Regions from separate parts of the Homo sapiens genome. Here region 2 is linked to region 1. A link is a contact called in ENCODE Hi-C or POLR2A ChIA-PET data. All regions are on one chromosome and are shown on one strand. Each heading gives the region's core, a stretch centred on a gene start or an enhancer-like site at or near the end of the contact. The rest is flanking DNA. Distances are from core to core; before and after follow the strand shown.

Region 1 (3,597 bases), core at 659-3,158:
GCTGGGATTACAGGTGCATACCACCATGCCTGGCTAATTTTTGCATTTTTAGTAGAGACGGGGTTTCACCATGTTGGCCAGGCTGGTCCAGATATATGATCTAGATCTTATACCAACTCCTGATCTCATGATCCACACTCCTCAGCCTCCCAAAGTGCTGGGATTACAGGCGTGAGCCACCGCGCCCAGCCTCTCCTTTTAATCTTGACTTTCACAAATACCTGGTGGCAGGTGTCATTTCCCCATTCTACACGTACCTGAGGCTCAGAGTGAGACAGCGACTCACCCAAGATCTCCCAGCTACAAAATGGCAGAGCCTGGGCCTGAGCTAGCATGGTCATGGGCTGGAAGAGCCACAATCCATGTTAAGGCACCTGGGTTTGGAGACTGCTGCCTTTTTTTTTTTTGAAACGGAGTCTCTCTCTGTCGCCCAGGCTGGAGTGCAATGGCCTGATCTCGGCTCACTACAACCTCCCTCTCCTATTTTCAAGCGATTCTCCTGCCTCAGGCTCCCAAATAGCTGGAATTACAGGTGTGCGCCACCGCACCTGGCCTTAGACTGCTGCTTTTTGAAACCAAAATTCTGGCCTGGAAACAGAGCTTGGTTTTCCCAGCCCCAGCCCTGCCGCTATGATACCAGAGGAAGAGGCTTCCCAGGGCCTCCGTTTCCTTGCCTGCACAATGTGGCTGGCAAGATTTGGTCTTCTCTCACAGGGTGGTGGTGAGCTTTCAAATCCTGTGAAAGTGATCTCACAGGAGAGCAGTGGACACGTGGGAAGGCTGTTATTGTCACGGCATTCTGCACATCTGTCCGGACTCAATTAGCCACCTAAGGAGAGAGTAGGGCGGGGCTTCCACCGGCCGTGGGATATGTGGATAATCATCCTTCTGTATCTTTCTTCCATGGCTCCTGGGGCAGCTGGGGAAGCAAGCTGGATGGGCCTGGCCCCATGCTGCCGGATGAGGTGGATGCCTGGCTGTGGCTCTGGGAGAGCCAACCTCCCCCAGGGAACCCACTTTACACAATAGCAGTGGCAGCAGAGGCTGGCGAGGAGACAAGATTCGGACTCTGGGGAGCACTGATAGCATTTCCCGAGCCTCAGGTACATGCGGACCGTGACCCTCCCTGGGACCCCAGGGGGGCTGCTCCTCAGGACTAAGGAAGGAGGAGGGGGTGTGAGAAACCTTTCACCATATACCATAGAAAGCATTTACCTCAATGGCCTTGGTTTACATATGGGGAAACTGAGGCACATAAAGGGAAGGGAGCATGTCCAGTCTGTCCTTAATAGCAAGACCCACTGAATACACCTCTCCTGGCTCTCTGTTTAGTGTTTGGACGTTCAAAGATCCCTAGACTAGGCGGCGGGAGTTTCAGGGCCACGATCCAGATCTTACACCAACTGTGTGTGGCCCCGCACAAAATCACTCCCCGCTCTTTGGCACTTAAGTTGGCGAAACTGGGATGGGCTGGGACCTCAAAGGGCCATTCTAGTAGGGGAGTCACAGGCCCAGGTGGTGAAGGGGTGAAAGGGCATGATGTCTTGGGGTTTATAGTCCACTGAGCCTCGCCGGAGGTAACCCCGGCTCAGGGATGCTTTCGTTGCCATGGCAACCGCCGGGCCGGCGCGGGCCCCTGAGTGCAGCTGAGGAAGCTGGGACAAACCCTGCCCTTCCCAAGATGGCGGCGGCGGCAGGGCAAAGGGCGGGGTTAGACGCTGTCAGCCTGTCCAGACCGTTCCTCTGTTTTCGCTTGTTCCTACTAACAGCGAGCTTCCGCCAATACTTGTTCTCGTTCTTGGTTCCGAGCGTCCCGGGAGCCGGGAAGGGAAGGATTGTCTGCAGGGATTGGAGCAAATATCCAGTGGGGGGAAAGCCGGGACTTCCGCGTCTTGCCGGAAGTGACGTGACAATCGCGGCCACCGCCAGGTGGAACGGCAGGTGGGTTCAGGTACCAGCCTGGCCGGGACCCGGCTGTGGGACCAACGCTTCCGGTGAGCGACAGAGGCAGCTCCCCAGGGCCTGGAGACCCGTGGGGCGGACTCTGGGATCTGAGCCTATCGCCCTGGCCTGGAGCCCCCCTTTGTACCTAGTAAGAATCACCTACCCAGCCCCCCACCCGGAGACTGTCCCATCCCACTCCAGAGGGAAGAGGAGGGCACTGCTGTCCCGTATGAGGTGGTGGAGGGAGGGGTGGCGTTGGCATTTAGGCACTTGGGTTCCTTAAATCCTATGCTCCTTTCTCTCCCGGATCCAGTTCCCCATTCCCCTACCGAGCTGGGCAGTTAGCCAGCCCACTCCAACTCTCGGAACCATGTTTGCAGACTTGGATTATGACATCGAAGAGGATAAACTGTGAGTATTTTATTCCCCCAAGTTCCAGCAGTATAGGAGCCCCAAGTTCCTCATTTCCCTGGACTTCCCAGTCCCACAGACCCTTGCTTCTCAGCGGTGGATCAGTTGTTGTACTGAAGCAGCAATGGACCCTGCTCTCCCAGGAGCTCACTATTTGTAGGGGGCTGTGGACAGTTAAAGGGATAATCACAGCTCAGTGCCATAAGGGCACTATTAGCATGACTTGGTGACAAGAAGAGCAAAGCAGATGGAGCAGTGCTTCTGCTGGGATGGTCAAGGAAAGCTTCATGGAGGACGTAGCAATTGAACCAGGTTTTGAAGGTTGAATAGGAATATTGTAGACACCCTTCCTTCCCAACATAGGTTGTTAGTAGGACAGATTTTCCCATTAGAATATATCCTCTTTCAGATCAAGGAGTGGGTGCAATGCCTTTCTCTATGCTCAGCACTTAGTAAGGGACTTGACGTCAGTAGGTTGTTAGCGAATGTTTTTTGAATGAATAAGTGAATCAGCGTGAGTACTTATCATAAAACACCAGTCAATGCTAATTTATAGTGGAAACCGAGAGGTAATCGAGCAGTTGAGAGGTGGGAGGTGGACAGTTTAATAGAGGAAGACTCCCTGGAGTAGGTGGCCATCATACTACATAGATGCCTGATAAGGTGACAAGGACAGAACCTGGCTCAAATCTCAGAGATCGAATAAATGAAAGGGAAGGGGGACCTATTTTTATGGAGTGCCTGCTATGGACTGGGTTGCTGTTAGTGCCCTCCATGCATGGTTAGAAGAACTCTGATAAGGGTGCTCATCCACATTTTATGGATGAGGAAATTGAGATGCACAGAGGCTGACTTACCCAAGTCCCATAGCTGGCCAGGCACGGTGGCTCACGCCTGTAATCCCAGCACTTTGGGAGGCTGAGGCAGGCGGATCAACTGAGGTCAGGAGTTCAAGACCAGCCTGGCCAACATGGTGAAACCCCGTCTCTACTAAAAATACAAAAAAATCAGCCAGGCGTGGTGGCAGGCACCTGTAGTCCCAGCTACTTGGGCGACTGAGGCAGGAGAATCACTTGAACCCGGGAGGCGGAGGTTGCAGTGAGCCGAGATTGCGCCATTGCACTCTAGCCTGGGCAACAAGAGTAAGACTCCATCTCAAAAAAAAACCAAGTTCCACAGCTGATAAATGGCAGAGCTGGGGTTTGATCCCACATCTGCTTAACTCCAAGAGCTGTGCATGTT
Region 2 (3,597 bases), core at 814-3,313, 420 kb before region 1:
CAGGAGCTCTGTCTGGGGAAGCTAGTGGGAAAGCAGGGCTCCCCTGGCTCTGCCACTGGCCAACCAGAGGGGAGCTCTGAACAAGGCCCTCCCCTTCCCAGGAGTCAGTTTCCTTATCTGCCCCAGAGCAATCAGAGGACTGCTGTACAAACTCCAGGCTTATATAAGCAAGAAGACCTCTAGGGAGTAGGCTCTGGGCCCCTTCCATCCCCAGGAAGGCAGGGCCCAGGACACAGAGAGGTTTGGGGTCTCCCCCAGATTACAGAACTGAACCATGATAAAGACCCAGATCCAAGGCTGGGTTTTTCCAGCCCAGGAGCAGTAAGGGGACCATGGCCCAGCCCCGGGCCCCAAGCAGACACATGAGGCCTGGTGGTCCTCAGCATTGCCCTCTATGAGCTCCCTGTGACCAAAGACACTACCCCCACAGTGTCTCCCAGCAGTGGGCAGAGCTGCCCCTCTCACCAGTAGGAGAACCCTGAGCTCAGAGAAGGGGAGTGACTGCCGCAAGGTCACACAGCGTGAGACTCACCCTCACCAAGTCCCTCACCCCAGCACTCCAGGCAGCAGCCACACAGCATCGGGGGAAGCTGGGCTGTGACTCGGCTCTGGGGTGGGTGTCCTGCCTCCACTATCAGACTGGGGGTTCACCTGCCCTCTCTGGGCACCGCTCTGTGCCCCTGCCTGCACTGCCACCCAGGGTCCAGGTAAGGCCCCAAAGGAGGACTTTGCTCTTGTTGCCAGTACAGCAGCCAGCTCCTGAGGCCAGCCGGGTGGGGGCTGGGGGCTGAGCGGATGTGCTGCAGCTCAGCTGTCCCATCGCCCTCCCACCTTCTCCCACAGGCAACATCCTGCCCGTGACTGTGTATGACCAGCACGGCTTCCGCATCCTCTTCCATTTTGCCCGGGACCCACTGCCAGGGCGCTCCGACGTGCTGGTGGTGGTGGTTTCCATGCTGAGCACCGCCCCCCAGCCCATCCGCAACATCGTGTTCCAGTCAGCTGTCCCCAAGGTGACAAGCCAGTCGGACAGGGCATGCCTCCCTCCTCTCAAGGCAGGGTGACATGGAGCTGGGTGGGGAGCCACCTGTCAGGGGGCAGGTCTCCCTCCCTTGCTGGGTGGTTGGTGTAGAAGGGACCAGAAGGACTGAGCCCCAGGATCCCCGGAGGGGAGCTGGCAGGCTGGGCCTGGTTCCTCAGAGCAGGACAAGCAGCCAGGGCTAGCTGTGCCCATCCTGCCATCTGCCCACAGGTTATGAAGGTGAAGCTGCAGCCACCCTCGGGCACGGAGCTGCCAGCTTTTAACCCCATCGTCCACCCCTCAGCAATCACCCAGGTCCTGCTGCTTGCCAACCCCCAGAAGGTAAGGGGCCCCCAGGCAGTGCTGCAGGGTGGGGACGGCCACTTCTCCTCCTCTGACCCCTCTGCCTTTGCCATCTCTTCCCCAGGAGAAGGTTCGCCTCCGCTACAAGCTCACCTTCACCATGGGTGACCAGACCTACAACGAGATGGGGGATGTGGACCAGTTCCCCCCACCTGAAACCTGGGGTAGCCTCTAGAACAGAGGGGCTGGGGAGAGGAAGGGGCAGAGGGACCGGTCACTGTCCAGCCTGGAGGGAGGCATTGGTGGCCAAGGACACCCTTTGTTGCCCATGGCCATTCACCCCCAGGCCTGGTGCTTCTCCCCACACCCCTGTAGGCCTCAAGTGACTCTTCCCCCTCCTGCTCCGGCCCCGCCCCTGCTGAGCCAAACCCAGTAGGAGGCTGGGCCTGGGTTTGTGCCGCTGGGGTCTCCATCACCGGGACCTGGAGAGGGAGGGGCTGTGTAGCCTTGGAAGAACTTGGGTCATGGGGAGGAAGCACAGCTGTTGGGGAAGGGCCAGGACCTCAGGCCCAGCCCCAACCCCAGCTGGGGTGGGGTCTTCCCCACCTGTCTCTTATGCCTTATGGGAAGGCCCAGCCATAACTCGGGGGCCATGCTGGAGCTGGGGACCAGCTTAGGCCTCCTCCATAGGAACCCAGTGACTGGGGGGTGACGCCTACACCCCCAGCTATTTGCACTCTGGTGTGTGGTTTGACTCTGCTTTTCTTCCGGATTGGCCCTGTGGTCACAGCCTCAGGGGGCCAGGCTGGGGGAACCTCACCTGGCCCGTACTCCTGGGGGTTTCCCTTTGCCATTGGGCCCCCTGAGGGACTGTGGGGGCTCAAGGGTAATGCCAGAGGCCCATGGCCCCAGCGAGGGGCTGTGGGGCACCTAGAGTTCTCGGTGTGTCTCCTTCATTCATTGGCCTCTGCTGGGGCCTCCTATGGGTGTCTTACGTCTGTCCATCCATCTGTCCGTGGTCAGAAGTGGGGTCAGTGTGTGAGTGAGAGCAGGAGTATTTATGAAAATAAAACGTCGTTTTTCCTGGACCAGCTGCTCTCGTGGCCCTTTGGAGGTTGAGGGAGATGGGAGGGGTTGAGTCCATGTTCCCTAGGGCTGCCCTGTAGACCTCTCCACTTCCGTCTTTGGAGGTCAGGCCGTGGGCCCCCTCCCCACCACCCCCCGGGCCCTGCACCGGAAAAGGCCCTGCAAAGGGGCCTGTGGCCAGTGCTGAGTCACCAGAGAGGGCGCTGGGCTGTGGCGGACCAGGACCGTCCCAGCTGGAAGTGGGCGACCGCCAGGGCCTGGCAGGAGCCCCAGCTGCTACAGACACCGAGGGGGAGGCCCCTGGCTGCTCACGACTTCCTCCTGCTGTGCTCAGCCCTCCACACAACCTCGATGCTGCAGCACCCCAGAGGGAAGTCCAAGCCCAGCTTCTCCCTCCCCCCAGACATCACTCCCTTGCCCAGCACCAATCGCAGTTTGTTTGGGAGCAGACCCAGGGACCCTGAGCTGGGCCCCTGCCACTCGCAGCGGCAGCTCTCCCCCACACAGTGCTATCAGTTTTCTCCAACCAGGAGGCTGGGGTCCAAGCTTGGGCGTGGCTTCGAGGCCACACAGCTGGGAGCGAGGGGGCGCTGGTCCAGGCAGATGGGCCCTGTTGTGTGGGAGGCCAGCCCTGCGTGTGGCTCTGCAGGAAAGTGTTCCCTGCTCAGATGAGTCCAGGGAGGCTGCGCACGGTTTCTCCTGAGTAGATGAGCCCATACAGACCCTGGGAAGTCCCTCATTTAAGAAGCCATTTTCACTTTGTCTAATCTAGTGTTTCCCAATCTGAACTTGGCCGCTGAACCCTTCTCCTTAGATATAGTTGTGACATGCTGGAGAATTGCCCAGCACACCCGCATCCCAGCGTGTGTGCTCTTTAACACTCATCAGCAAGCAAGGGGCCCCTCTCTGCTGGGCCCACACTGAAAGCGCAGGCTGAGAGCTCCTCCATGTCCGCCTTACTGCTGAGGGGACAAGAGGCATTAGCTGCACCCTGCGGGAGCCTCCTATCAGATCCCTACAGTGGGACTCCCACCCTGGCACAGCCCTCCAGACAGAGGCTGGCCCCTGGAGGCTTCCAGACACCCTGTCCCAGCCACGTGGCCTCGTTCCTGTTCCCCTTCCCTACCCTGCAGGACTCGCCTCCACACTTGTGATGTCTCCTGAAGATAACTCCGGTTGGAAGTTTC

The links. Hi-C counts contacts between places; a loop is a spot of excess contacts on that map. ChIA-PET counts read pairs that join two places held with the same protein, here RNA polymerase II (POLR2A). Pooled maps may share reads with other maps.
Region 2: a loop to region 1 is called in a pooled map, with 8 times the contacts of the local background. The contact joins the enhancer-like site here to the promoter of PICK1 in region 1. A Hi-C loop is called at or near these places in 2 of 50 pooled maps. POLR2A ChIA-PET finds 5 or more read pairs at or near these places in 2 of 52 experiments (B cell and activated naive CD8-positive, alpha-beta T cell).

Annotation. Positions count from the first base shown.
Region 1 is chr22:38,055,496-38,059,092 of GRCh38, forward strand. PICK1 (protein interacting with PRKCA 1) reads left to right here and starts at 1,909. Exons shown (of 13, transcript NM_012407.4): 1 at 1,909-2,092; 2 at 2,258-2,355. The coding sequence starts at 2,315. RefSeq lists enhancers at 1,361-1,986, 1,683-1,742, 1,987-2,610.
Region 2 is chr22:37,631,153-37,634,749 of GRCh38, forward strand. GGA1 (golgi associated, gamma adaptin ear containing, ARF binding protein 1) reads left to right here. Exons shown (of 17, transcript NM_013365.5): 15 at 844-1,013; 16 at 1,253-1,363; 17 at 1,449-2,412. The coding sequence ends at 1,559. Among named protein-coding and RNA genes, the nearest start is that of SH3BP1, 6.7 kb to the right of the region's middle. RefSeq lists enhancers at 1,586-1,645, 1,826-1,885, 2,152-3,025, 2,246-2,405, 3,186-3,275. Within about 2 kb of position 2,064, at least 35 of the 41 ENCODE cell types and tissues checked have a DNase peak (open chromatin) inside an H3K27ac peak, as active enhancers do; they include B cell, where a contact is called at or near this core.